Regions from separate parts of the Mus musculus genome. Here region 2 is linked to region 1. A link is a loop called in an ENCODE intact Hi-C map of the cell type or tissue named here. Cell type or tissue: gastrocnemius. All regions are shown on one strand. Each heading gives the region's core, and the rest is flanking DNA. Links, peaks and the distances in the headings are about the cores only. Region 1 holds the start of 6430573P05Rik (RIKEN cDNA 6430573P05 gene). Region 2 overlaps Fnip2 (folliculin interacting protein 2).

Region 1 (5,372 bases), core at 162-5,161:
AAGTGTCAAAGTCCCTAAGACTCTCCAGCCCCAGAAGCAACAGTCACCAACTGCTTAACTTGCTACACTAGGGTAGTTAGCAAAATTACTTTCAAGCAACTGACTAACCTAAATCCAGAACTTGTCTTCAAAGAGTCTGGTAAGGCCGGCTAGGGAAGGGAGGAGGAGCTAGACCCAACAAGAATAAATAAGTAAATAAATGCTTTCATTCATTCCTTTCCAGAACCTTGCGGTTTTGCCTGTCACACAAACTCCTTTATCAAAGTCAGTCTTCAGAAATAGGATACTCCACAGCAAAGCTTCCCTAATTCTTGTTCTTCCAGTTGAATCAAGCGATACCACCATGTTGTTTTTACTCATATTACAGAAACACTCAAGCATCTATGAGAATATACCACATATGGAAAAGCTCCCACAGGTGCAACCAACACTGCCTGTTTTCTACTCGAGGAGAATTCCAACTTCTGGATAAATTACTTCTGACAACTTAGGGAAGGATGGAAAAGCACTCATAGTTCAAACTAATTTCTCTTTAAAGCGATAAACAGAGCTGGGGGGTTCACACTGGTAAAAACCAAATGAACATCAAAGTTAACAGGGCTGACACTTAAGAATGTTCACCATGTTTGGCAGTTTCTCTGTTTGCTTCTCCTGAGGTCAGGTGGGGTAAAGACAGCTCCCAGATTCTCAATGGAGCTTTTAGCTAGCTGGGTATATAGTAACCCGCCCACTTTCTCACTGGGCCAAGAGTCCTCTGTTAGGTTGGTTTCTATATTCCACACCACTGGCGGGGGAACATAGTAGTCTAACAACAGCCTATTTACTTGGCCAATCCACAGGCTGTCCAAGTGGAAGGTGTGCCTCTTCCAGACTTATTTGGTAACCCACCATCTCTACCTCCCCACCCCTACACACACACACACACACACACACACACACACACACGCATGCACAGCCCTCCCTACCTGACAGTAGGTTCCACTGTTATTCTAACTAATCAACCTAGCACCCCATTTCACCCTCCCCATTTCTACACCAGGCCTCGGACATCACTGACTATCCTTGTTCGGTTTGCATGTGTAATTTCACTTGGCCATTTCAAACTCTGTTCTTGAAAAGAACTGAGAGATCGCGTGAAAGTTGCTTTGCCTACACAATAAACTGGCAGTGTCTTTTCAAGAGCAGAAAATGGGTATAAGTGACCGTTTTAACAAATAGAGATGATGAAGACACATGAAGGGCAGCTATACCACCACCAGAGAAGGGAGCAGATCAAAGGCGTGCATGCTCAGTGCCTGATAAAAACTGCCCTTTGGAGTAGGTACTTCTGAAGACGTGAAGTGAACGTTCTTATGCGATTACAGTCCATCTCCCAGGCTTGGCAAGTGTAATCTATATTCATATCCCACAAGTGACAGCTCCACCAAGCAAAAGGAAAACCATCAAGAACAACAGTACCAGGTGCCGTTCTTGGGGCTTGTCCAAAAGCAGCCAATGGAAGATTCGCTTTTATTCTAGTCTCTCGCCCATTAAATAATCATCATCAGAGATGGGCAGCACTTGGATTTGGACAGATGGCATCCCATCCCCAGACAAGCAAAGCAACTTTTGTCAAGTATCGGATCCTCGCTGTTTTTGCTGGCCCCAAGGATCTGTAGATCTTCTTTGCCTGCAGGGTTGGCAAGCAGGATCGCCTGTAGTCGCCATCCCAACATTTAGGAATCTACGTCATGTAGCCAGTAAGCAACGGAAATCAAACCACATTTTTTATAACACTCCTCCCTCGCTAATCCAATCTAAGAAAAATCAAATCTAACCCACCAGCTATCCCTCCGTTTAAAAATAAAAAAAAAAACCTGAGGATAAACAATTGTATAAACGTTAACCACTCATCTAATTTTGACCATATTGTGCAAACCGAAAGAATCTGCCCTGCGAAGAAGACGGAGTCGAATACGCCTGTTCTGCACTTACATCTACAATTGGAATGAAAAGCGCTGGCCTGTCAACTTTTTCCTTTCGATGGATAACAACATTCCTCTTTCAAGAAAGTAAAGTAGTAACTAAAGACAGGCTTTCACTTTACAAGGCCCACCTAGGCCAGTCAGTTCATCGCACAACCCTGCAAGTTCCTGCTTACAGCTCATTAAACACCCCTAAACTCTAAAGATGGGATACATGCAAGAGAGTAACTGAGCCTGCAGTCAGGGTGACAAGAGTACCCGGCCGAGAGGAGCTGAGACCTGACCCCAAGACTCAACCCCAAGGAGTGTGGCCGGAGAAAGGCATACCCTATAGACAACTAGTCCCGCAAAGGCGCAGGCAAGGTCAGCTACGGGGAGCGCAACGAAAAGGACAGCAGAGGAGAGGGCAGCAATCGCAGAACAGTCTGAAAAGAATGCCCTTGGAAGTTGGGGCAGGGAAGGTCCTGGATGGGGGAAATGGGATGCTTCCCCAGCAGAGGAGTGCCGGGGCACTGGAAGGGCGCAGTCTGCAGACACCAACCCCACGGCGGGTGGCGGCGCGTCTCACCTGGGGGGTCCTCTCGGCGGGGTTCTTCATCACCGCTTGGCGGAAGCTATTATCCACGTAGGACGCCATCTCCCCCTGCGGGGCGCACCGGGTCCGCTCCACACACTCGCCGGCCTCCCGGCCCAGCGCCACTGCCCGAGGCAAACCAGCCCAGGCGCGGGGCCGGGGCGCAGACAGCACGAAAGGTCCGTGCAGCCCGGAGCTGCCCTCCTCCTCCTCGCGGCTTGCTGTCCGTAGACTCGGACTCAGCGACTGCCCGGCAGCGCTCCCGATCGGTCGCGGATCGCGCTGGCCCCGGCGGGCCGAGTTATTTTTAGGGAGGTGCAAGCGACGGCGGGCGGAGCCTCTCCGGCGGGGCCCTGGCTCTACCCGCTCCGGCCGCGCTCGCTCTGACGCGTCCCGGGTCCTCGCGCGCCGGTCGAGAGGGAGGGCCGCGCGCTGAGCCTGGTGAGCCCGGCTCAGGTCTGGGAGCCACCGAGCCCGCTGGCCTCGGCCGCCGTGGCCGCGCCGCGCCTCCGTCTACTGTCGGCCGCGCCTCCCGACTGCTGCTGCATCCCCGCGGGCCGCGCAGCTCCAGCCGCCCGCCCCCATCGGCGCCTGAGCGCGGCTGCTCCCCGCGCGGCCCCCGCGCTCTAGGCAACTTTGTGCGTCGTCCGTGCGGCGGGCGGGCGCGGCGGGCCAGACACGGGTCCCCGGCGGGCGCGAGGCCGAGAGCGGAGCGCGCAGCCCCGCCAAGCGTCTGCTGAACGGCGACCGCCTCCTCTTCCCCGCCTCTTCCTTCTCCTGCGCCTCGGCGGCCGCCGGAGCCACTCTTCAGGGAGGAAGCGGCCTCCGGGGCTTGTTGCTTTGTGCTGCAACCATGGTGAGGAGTGAGTGACGGGCCGGGGGCCAGTCGGAGGCCGCCGCATCATCGGGGGCGGAGCGCCCCGTGGCGCCGGCCCGCCCCATCGCTGGCCTGGCGGGGCCGCGCCCTCGCTGAGAGCCGCGTTCTGCCGGGGCCAGGTGCGGTGGGAGCCAGGACAGCCGGGGCTGTTGCGATCGTTGATCCCATAGCTGAGCGGCCGCACCCCGACTCTCTGGCCTAGACCCCACATCCCAGGCCTTGCGGCACGTCTCCCGCCTCTTCCCGGGCTGGAAGCTGACCCCACCCGGGAGAGGTCCCTGTGAGGACTCGGCTGCAGTGGCAGGTCTTCCCAAAGCTTAGGGCTGACTGGGATTTTGCTTCGGTGGCAACATTAACCATCCTTGGATTCTGTTTATTTGTAGTGACTGCAAGGACAACGTTGCTCTCCTACCTTCCGCGCTCACTGACATCTAAACCCTTAAATGACTCCTGCGTTAGTCAGGTAGGAATGTGGCTTTCCAACTCCAGACCTGGTATCACATCGGACAAGAAAACACCAGGTCAGCCCGTTGTAATCTAGAGGCCAAGACAGCAAGTTCTCTGACATAATCAAGAATGAATAATCCTAGGTCGGACTTTGCCTTCCACTGGGCAGAGCACCTTCTCAGGATCGCGAGTTTCCAATCCAGACTTGCCCGGTACAAAGCCCATATTAGTGTGTTAAGATGTCCCTGCTCTTGGGAGTTCATCCCTTCCTGACCAGGCTTGAGGTGTGCAGCGTCAGCCTCAAAGAAGATTGCAGTGTTTGAAGTCTGTGTGGAGACTAAAGACAATTGTTATTCAAACTTAAAAACCTTTTTTTCAAGCATATTTTTCGATATCCAGTTTATTATTGTAAGCAATTGGGACAGGCTGTCAGCTAGTAGGGGAGGAAGTCCTTAAATTCGCCAGCACAGCGCTAAACGGATTGCATAACTTCCAAAAAGAAAGGATCTGCGGGGGCCAAAATTTAGAGAACTGAGTCTAAGTTACAAAGTATATCTAATAAGTCCGGTTTTATTGCTTTTACAGCAACTGCTTCCTGCTTTATCTGAAGTCCTAGAGCAGCAACTTGAATTCTCCAGGCTAAACCTCCACTTCAAAAGCAAAATAACAGAAAAAGAGAATTTTAAACCCAATGATCTGCAAAATACATATACCCGACATTCCCCATTTGGAGTCTATGCGACATTTCAGAGTGTGTGTGTACAAATCTGGTTCCACTTTTCTTGTCCCAAACATCCCCCATCCACAGCCTTAAATGTCCCAATTAATAAGACACCATTATCACCATCCAGGTTCCCCAGGGTTCATCCTAGTATCTTCTTAATTTCTTTCTCCTCTATGCAACAAAGTTTGGTACAGCCTTCTACCTCAACTTTCAAAGTTCTAATAGATGTGTATTCCAGTCCCTACCACCTTTCCTACAGTGATCATGGTCCAAAGCACTACAACCCTCTGATTGCATTTTTCTATAGTTATATCCCTAGTACCCTTTTTCTTTCTTTCCTTCTTCCTTTCTTTCTTCCTTTCTTTCTTTCTTTCTTTCTTCCTTCCCTCCTTTCTTGTTTCTTTGTTTCTTGTTTATTTGTTAGTTTGTTTTCCTCTGAGTAGCCCATTCTCATGACAGCAGCCGGTGTAAATGTGCTCCCGTGAGTCACTGCTTATCTTCCATGACATTCATCCCACAAGCCTAGAACTCTGTGGCCTCAATGACCCCTGAACCTAGTCCTCCAACCTGTGACCTCTTCTGACCTACTCTCATATCCACTATGTTCCCTACTCAGTTCCTCAGGCACACGAGCTTCCATGCTGTTTCTAAAGAAATAAAGCAAATGTGGATCTCCTGGCCTTCCATCTGCTGTTCCTTCTACTGCTGTGTTGGCTCTACCTTTCCCCTTCCACCCACGGAAGAAAAAGAAAACATATGTAACAGATGGAATGCTGCTTTCCACCT
Region 2 (5,372 bases), core at 157-5,156, 190 kb after region 1:
GTCGCTTGTACACTGTGTGGCTGGAATTTCACTTGAGGCTCTGAGTAATAGACATGCCTACTGTATAAAAGCACTGCAGTGAGTTTCAACAGATAAAGTAAGCCTGCCATTGCATAACTCTCCTCTCCAGCCTACGTCCTTCAACCATGGAGAGCCAAGCCAGCCAGCAAACCTAAGAGGCTGCCTCCAGACTGCTAGTGCATGCGAAGACTCAGAAGAAACAACTATACTTCACACTGCTATCTGCATTTGTTTAGCAGAATTTCTCTCTTAGAAACAGGTTTAGTGTTAGTCACTTAAGAATGAAGAGTTGTGGGCTGGAGAGATGGCTAAGCGGTTAAGAGCTCTGACTGGTTATGAGTTCAAATCCCAGCAACAACATGGTGGCTCACAACCACCCATAAGGAGATCTGACTCCCTCTTCTGGAGTGTCTGAAGACAGCTACAGTGTACTTACATGTAATCAATCAATCAATCAATCAATCTTTTTTAAAAAATGAAGAATTGTCATATGAGAAGAGACAAGGGTGCATGGCTGGATTCCCAACACTTAGTAGGTCAGACAAGAACAGCTCACATCCAAGACCAGCGTGGGCTACAAAGCAAGATCCCATAAACTAAGAGGAAAGGAAGGACAGACAGCAAGAGCAGCAGTCACTCTGACCTGTGGGGAGGTGGGGGCCTCTGAGAACCACAAGACACCATGATCACTATGGGCACAGGGAAGGAAAGGGGCACTGTGAACAGCATGACAGCTGGAGGGAGGGCTGAAAAGCCCGGCCTCTGCGGGCTGGGCTCGTGGCTCTGCTCACTCTGCTCCCTGGGCTAATGCCCATATTCAACCTGTGGCCACAGCTCAACTGCCAAGCTGAGACCAGATTCTGTTTGAAGGTGCAACACGGTGTGCAAGGTCGCAGAGTCCCCAAAAGCAAGTCACGTGATGAACTGTGTGCCTTCAATGCCAGAGAAGGTTTGTAGCTTTTCGTGGAGGCTGACATAAATGTATAAGTATCTCATACTAGAAAGAAAATGAGAAAGTGAAAGTAGACATGTGTTCAGCTCTGAAACAGTATGCAGAAGAGACAGAAAGTCCAAAAGACCTTAGTCTCCTCTAAGTACAGAAAATAAACACAGGGAGCTGTAGAGATGGCTGGGTTAAGAAGACTGTTCCAGGAGCCAGGCCTACAGATCCAAAGCTGGCTGCAGGAGCTCCACGTCACAAGGCAACAACAGGATATCTGAGAGGAGTCTCAGTGCGGATATAGCACTGATAGGGAAGCAGGAGCCAGAGGCCTTGAACCAGGCCAATGGCTCATTGCAATGAGCACTTATTTGCAAGTAAAGAAGTGAGGACAAAAGGGCCTATTGTGGGACACACTGTCGCACACTACAGCTTTCACGACAGGATCTTTTTCCTTTTCCTTGTGCAGAGAGGTTGCAAGGGCGGAGGACGGGTGTGAAGGGATGAGAGATGAGTGGGGTTGGGGTGCATGATGCGAAATTCATGAAGCATCAATAGGAAGTACGCAAAACAAACAAGACAAAGCCAGACACTGTTCTGGAGGACTTGGGTTCCCAGCACCCCCATGGCCACTCACACAGCCACCTGTAACTCCAGCACCCCCATGGCCACTCACACAGCCACCTGTAACTCCTGCTCCTCCTCCGGCCTATGCGGGCAGAACTCCTATACCCATAAAAATAAAAATAAAAAACCTTAAAAGGATATGAAATGAAAGCAAAGAGCTGCAAGCGTCACGTCATACACATCACTCTTCCTCTTCAGGACTCGAAAGAAAGATTCTGCACATTTCTCTTTACCCTAGAAGAAGGCATATTCCCACGAGCGTTTCCGCTCCAGTAAGAAACATACAATGCTCTAAACTCGGTTTTATGAAGTTATCTAACAAGAACAAGCACTGTTCATGCACCAGACGACACACTAAGAATACAAAGAACCCAAGTCTGTTTCTGCTTCACGGTAACTGCAGGCCTATGGGAAGAAGAGACACATGGCGGTAGACATGTGAACATGTGTACATACATGTATGAAGGCATGTACATATATACTCACAATGTGCAAAGGTCTCACTAAATAATAATCCTGACCATCTGTAAGGATATCTATCCTCTTTATTACTAAAAGATGGTCATCAAAATCCAGTTATAGGTCAAACATGTATTTTAAGAGTTGGAGGTAATAGGTCAGTGAGCACATGTCTAGTACGTGGGAAGGAGGGAAAGAGGGGGACAGACAAGTGAGATGGGCATGGTGACACATGCCTATAACCCCAGAACTCGAGAAGATCATAAGAGGATTGCAAGCTCGAGGCCCACCTGGGCTACATGGTAAGATGATGTCTGAAAAGACAAGCAACAACATAACTGAGTTCATTTAAAAGCCCTCTGAACACATCTCCCAGTCCCAGTGGGGCTGCTTCAGGGCGCCAGCTGCAGAAGGCAGAGCTGCAGGCCCAAGTTACTAATGTATCCTAGAGAAATGAAAACAGCCAGGGTGTCGTAAACAAGACTCATCCAAAACGGTTTCCTCTCTAACCTGTTGATTTGACCTGAGGCATTTAATACTATGCGCTACTTAAGTAATGATTTCTTGTCTGATGGGACAGGCTGTTCTTTTGTAGTCTGGCTGGTTGGTTGCCCACATGAATTAATTAGTATTCATGAGCATGTATCACAGCCAGGCTTTCAGCAAAGCGCCTTATCTGTGCTACTGACTCCTATGTGATATTTCTGGAGTCAATCTGTTGCTACTCTTAAAATTAAATGGAACAGGCTGCTATATCCAACTGTTATTTATAGATTAGTCTGAAAAGTGCCTGAAGCCTAGATCACTGTGATGATGCCAATTTTAGTCCTGATGACCTTACCTAATGTAAGAGAAGACAGCCAGCTACTTGTTCCATGACAAAGGGCTCAGCTCAGTCGCCTCCTGCAGGTGTCTACCACCCACAAGCAAACAAGAGTGTTGAGGATACCAAGTAATTCTGTTTTAACACAGCGATGGCTACCTGTTAATAACATCTCGCACTACTTTTTCCATTTACAAGACTTTTTCACATTTCATGTTTAAATGGTCAACAGTTACCAGGTGCTTAGTAGTGTACACCAGGCACCGTGCTCAACACTTGATGTGGACTACAGGACTTTCAAACTTAAATGACATCAGTACGCTTTATTTTATAGGATGAACACTTCCCCCAAAGGCCACAACGACATTAGGAGCTGAGCGATGGTTCAGACCTAGGAGGCCGCTTTGGAGGCCCAGCTTTGCAAACGTAGGCCAGAGGTCAAACTCAGGTGCTGTTCTGTGGGTGCATCCATCTTGTGTCTCAAGACATGTTCTCTCATGAGGACCTCACTGAGGAGGCTGGGCTTGGCCAGCAGTGAGTGACAGGGATCTTCCCACCTCTGCCTCCCCGGTCTGGATTATAAGCACCTGCCACCACACCCAGTCTTTTTTGCGTGGGTCCTGAAGAGCAAACGTGTCTTCATGCTTACCAGGCAAGCACTCTCCTACTGAGCTTCCTCCCCAACCTGGGAAGCAAACTCTTACCCACTGCATCACAGTTTCCTTGTTCTGATGTCCTCTAAATCCTCCTGAGGTTTAAGTAACGTTAGCTGATGTAGTTGGAAGTCTCAGTGAGTAGTGACATCAGGGATCAGAGCCAAGCCAGTGCTGCTGGTGTTGGTCTATTGCCCTCCTCTGCCTTCATTTTGGTCACCAACAGTGCCTAGTTGGCAGCACTCATTGGCAGATGGGACAGAGAAGACAGACAAGGCTGCTGGAGGGCCACAGGGTGAAGTATTGCTGGCTCATGCCTGTGTCCGTCCCCTTGCACTCAGTGAAGAGGAAGGTGAAGGAAAGTATATGTCTAATTGATAGCAAAGTTACCTTAAACTGTTAGCAGCTGGGTAACATGCATCAGGAGGAAAGAATTCAAATGTCAGACTGAAAAACAGCATGTGTCACACACCGAGAAAACCTGGGTCCTAGTATTTAAAAGGCAATGAAAGCCAGGAAAGTAAACAGTAAAAGTTTTGTAAGAGACTAGGATTTAAAAAAAAAAGAATGAAGATACTCTTGATGCTGGATGTTCTAGGAAGAAATTTCCTTGTGCTCCAAAGAAAACTAGTCTGCTAAGATTATACAATGCACATTTATAAAGCCAGATTGTATAACCTAAATCATGCATGAGTCAAAAAAAAAGATCAATAAGTTACAACAATTGTTTTTTACAAAGTTATTCAAAATCCTTCTTGAAAAGGAATTACAAGTCCCAAAGTCTGGCATGAGACTAGAATTATTATTATTATTTTTTTAAAGATTTCTTTATTATTATATCTAAGTACACTGTAGCTGTCCAGACACGCAGGAGAGGGCATCAGATCTCATTAGGGATGGTTGTGAGCTACCATGTGGTTGCTGGAAATTGAACTCAGGACCTTCGGAAGAGCAGTCAGTGCTCTTAACCACAGAGCCATCTCTCCAGCCCTGAGACTGGAATTATTTATACCCGCAAATCAGACTGTGAAAGCAAGTGGTGCACGGGCTTGACCCCACTTGCCCCACAAGTTCTCAGTGCACAGGACATGCATACCTCTCAAATTGCCGCTTCTTTTCCTGACAGTGTTCTCAGCTCAGAAAACCACTGTTCCTTAAAATGGTCAACTCACCAATGTTTTAAAAATACCCTTATTTCTCAAGTATTTGTAAATGGAAGTTGAGTGCCTTTTAAAGTAAAAACAGAACAACACTGTTACAGACCAGAGTGTGAGCTAGAGAGGCAGTCTACATGAAACTCCGCTTCAAAATCAAAACTCAGGACCACCTTGATGGCGCCCCACTCGAATCCCAGGGCTTGGGAGGCAGGTGCTGGTGGACTGCTCAGAGCCTGAGGCTACACAGCGAGAGTCTGTCTCAAACAAACAAACAAACAAACAAACGCAGAACTCGTGATGATGAGTTTGTTAAATGAAATTGGAAATCTACTAATGTTATCTGAACATATGAAATTATTAAAACTTGAAGATATTTTTATGAGTCCTTTACAATTTCCTATAGCACTATGCACATGACTGCATTTTGTAAGCACTCATACCACACAAAATAAATTAGTATGCCTAATAAAATTTAACCTCTCAAGATGACTATATAAAAAAATGAGAGCTCCTACAATGTAAAAATGCTGTTTTTAAAAGGGAGAAAATGAAAATGGAAAAGCTCTAAGAGGAATGACCATGAAGGCATGGCTATTTTCTCAAACACAAGAACTGCAGAGCTAGATGTCACAATGAAAATTGAATATTCAGAAAGCAGAATTGATGACCCATTTTTAAAAATGACAAAATGT

What was found. Hi-C counts contacts between places; a loop is a spot of excess contacts. Peaks named below come from ENCODE experiments on the same cell type or tissue, not always from the same donor. Only the 100,000 strongest peaks of a DNase experiment are listed, where the experiment ranks them.
Region 2: it touches region 1 in a loop (2.4-fold over the local background); 5 of 42 quality-filtered maps call a loop at or near these places.

The regions. Positions count from the first base shown.
Region 1 is chr3:79,283,932-79,289,303 of GRCm38, forward strand. It overlaps 6430573P05Rik (RIKEN cDNA 6430573P05 gene), which reads left to right and starts at 2,924. Exons shown (of 2, transcript NR_165170.1): 1 at 2,924-3,878; 2 at 4,448-5,372. It also overlaps a transcript of Rapgef2 not described here. In gastrocnemius, for the core only: a CTCF peak has its summit at 2,800; DNase peaks (open chromatin) are centred at 1,517, 2,648, 2,820, 3,377 and 1 more place; H3K4me3 peaks cover 4,553 bases; H3K27ac peaks cover 4,403 bases.
Region 2 is chr3:79,472,444-79,477,815 of GRCm38, forward strand. The region is part of intron 14 of Fnip2 (folliculin interacting protein 2); the gene reads right to left. Among named protein-coding and RNA genes, the nearest start is that of Gm36442, 37 kb to the right of the region's middle. In gastrocnemius, for the core only: a CTCF peak has its summit at 2,959; DNase peaks (open chromatin) are centred at 2,644 and 3,751; H3K4me3 peaks cover 378 bases; H3K27ac peaks cover 4,027 bases.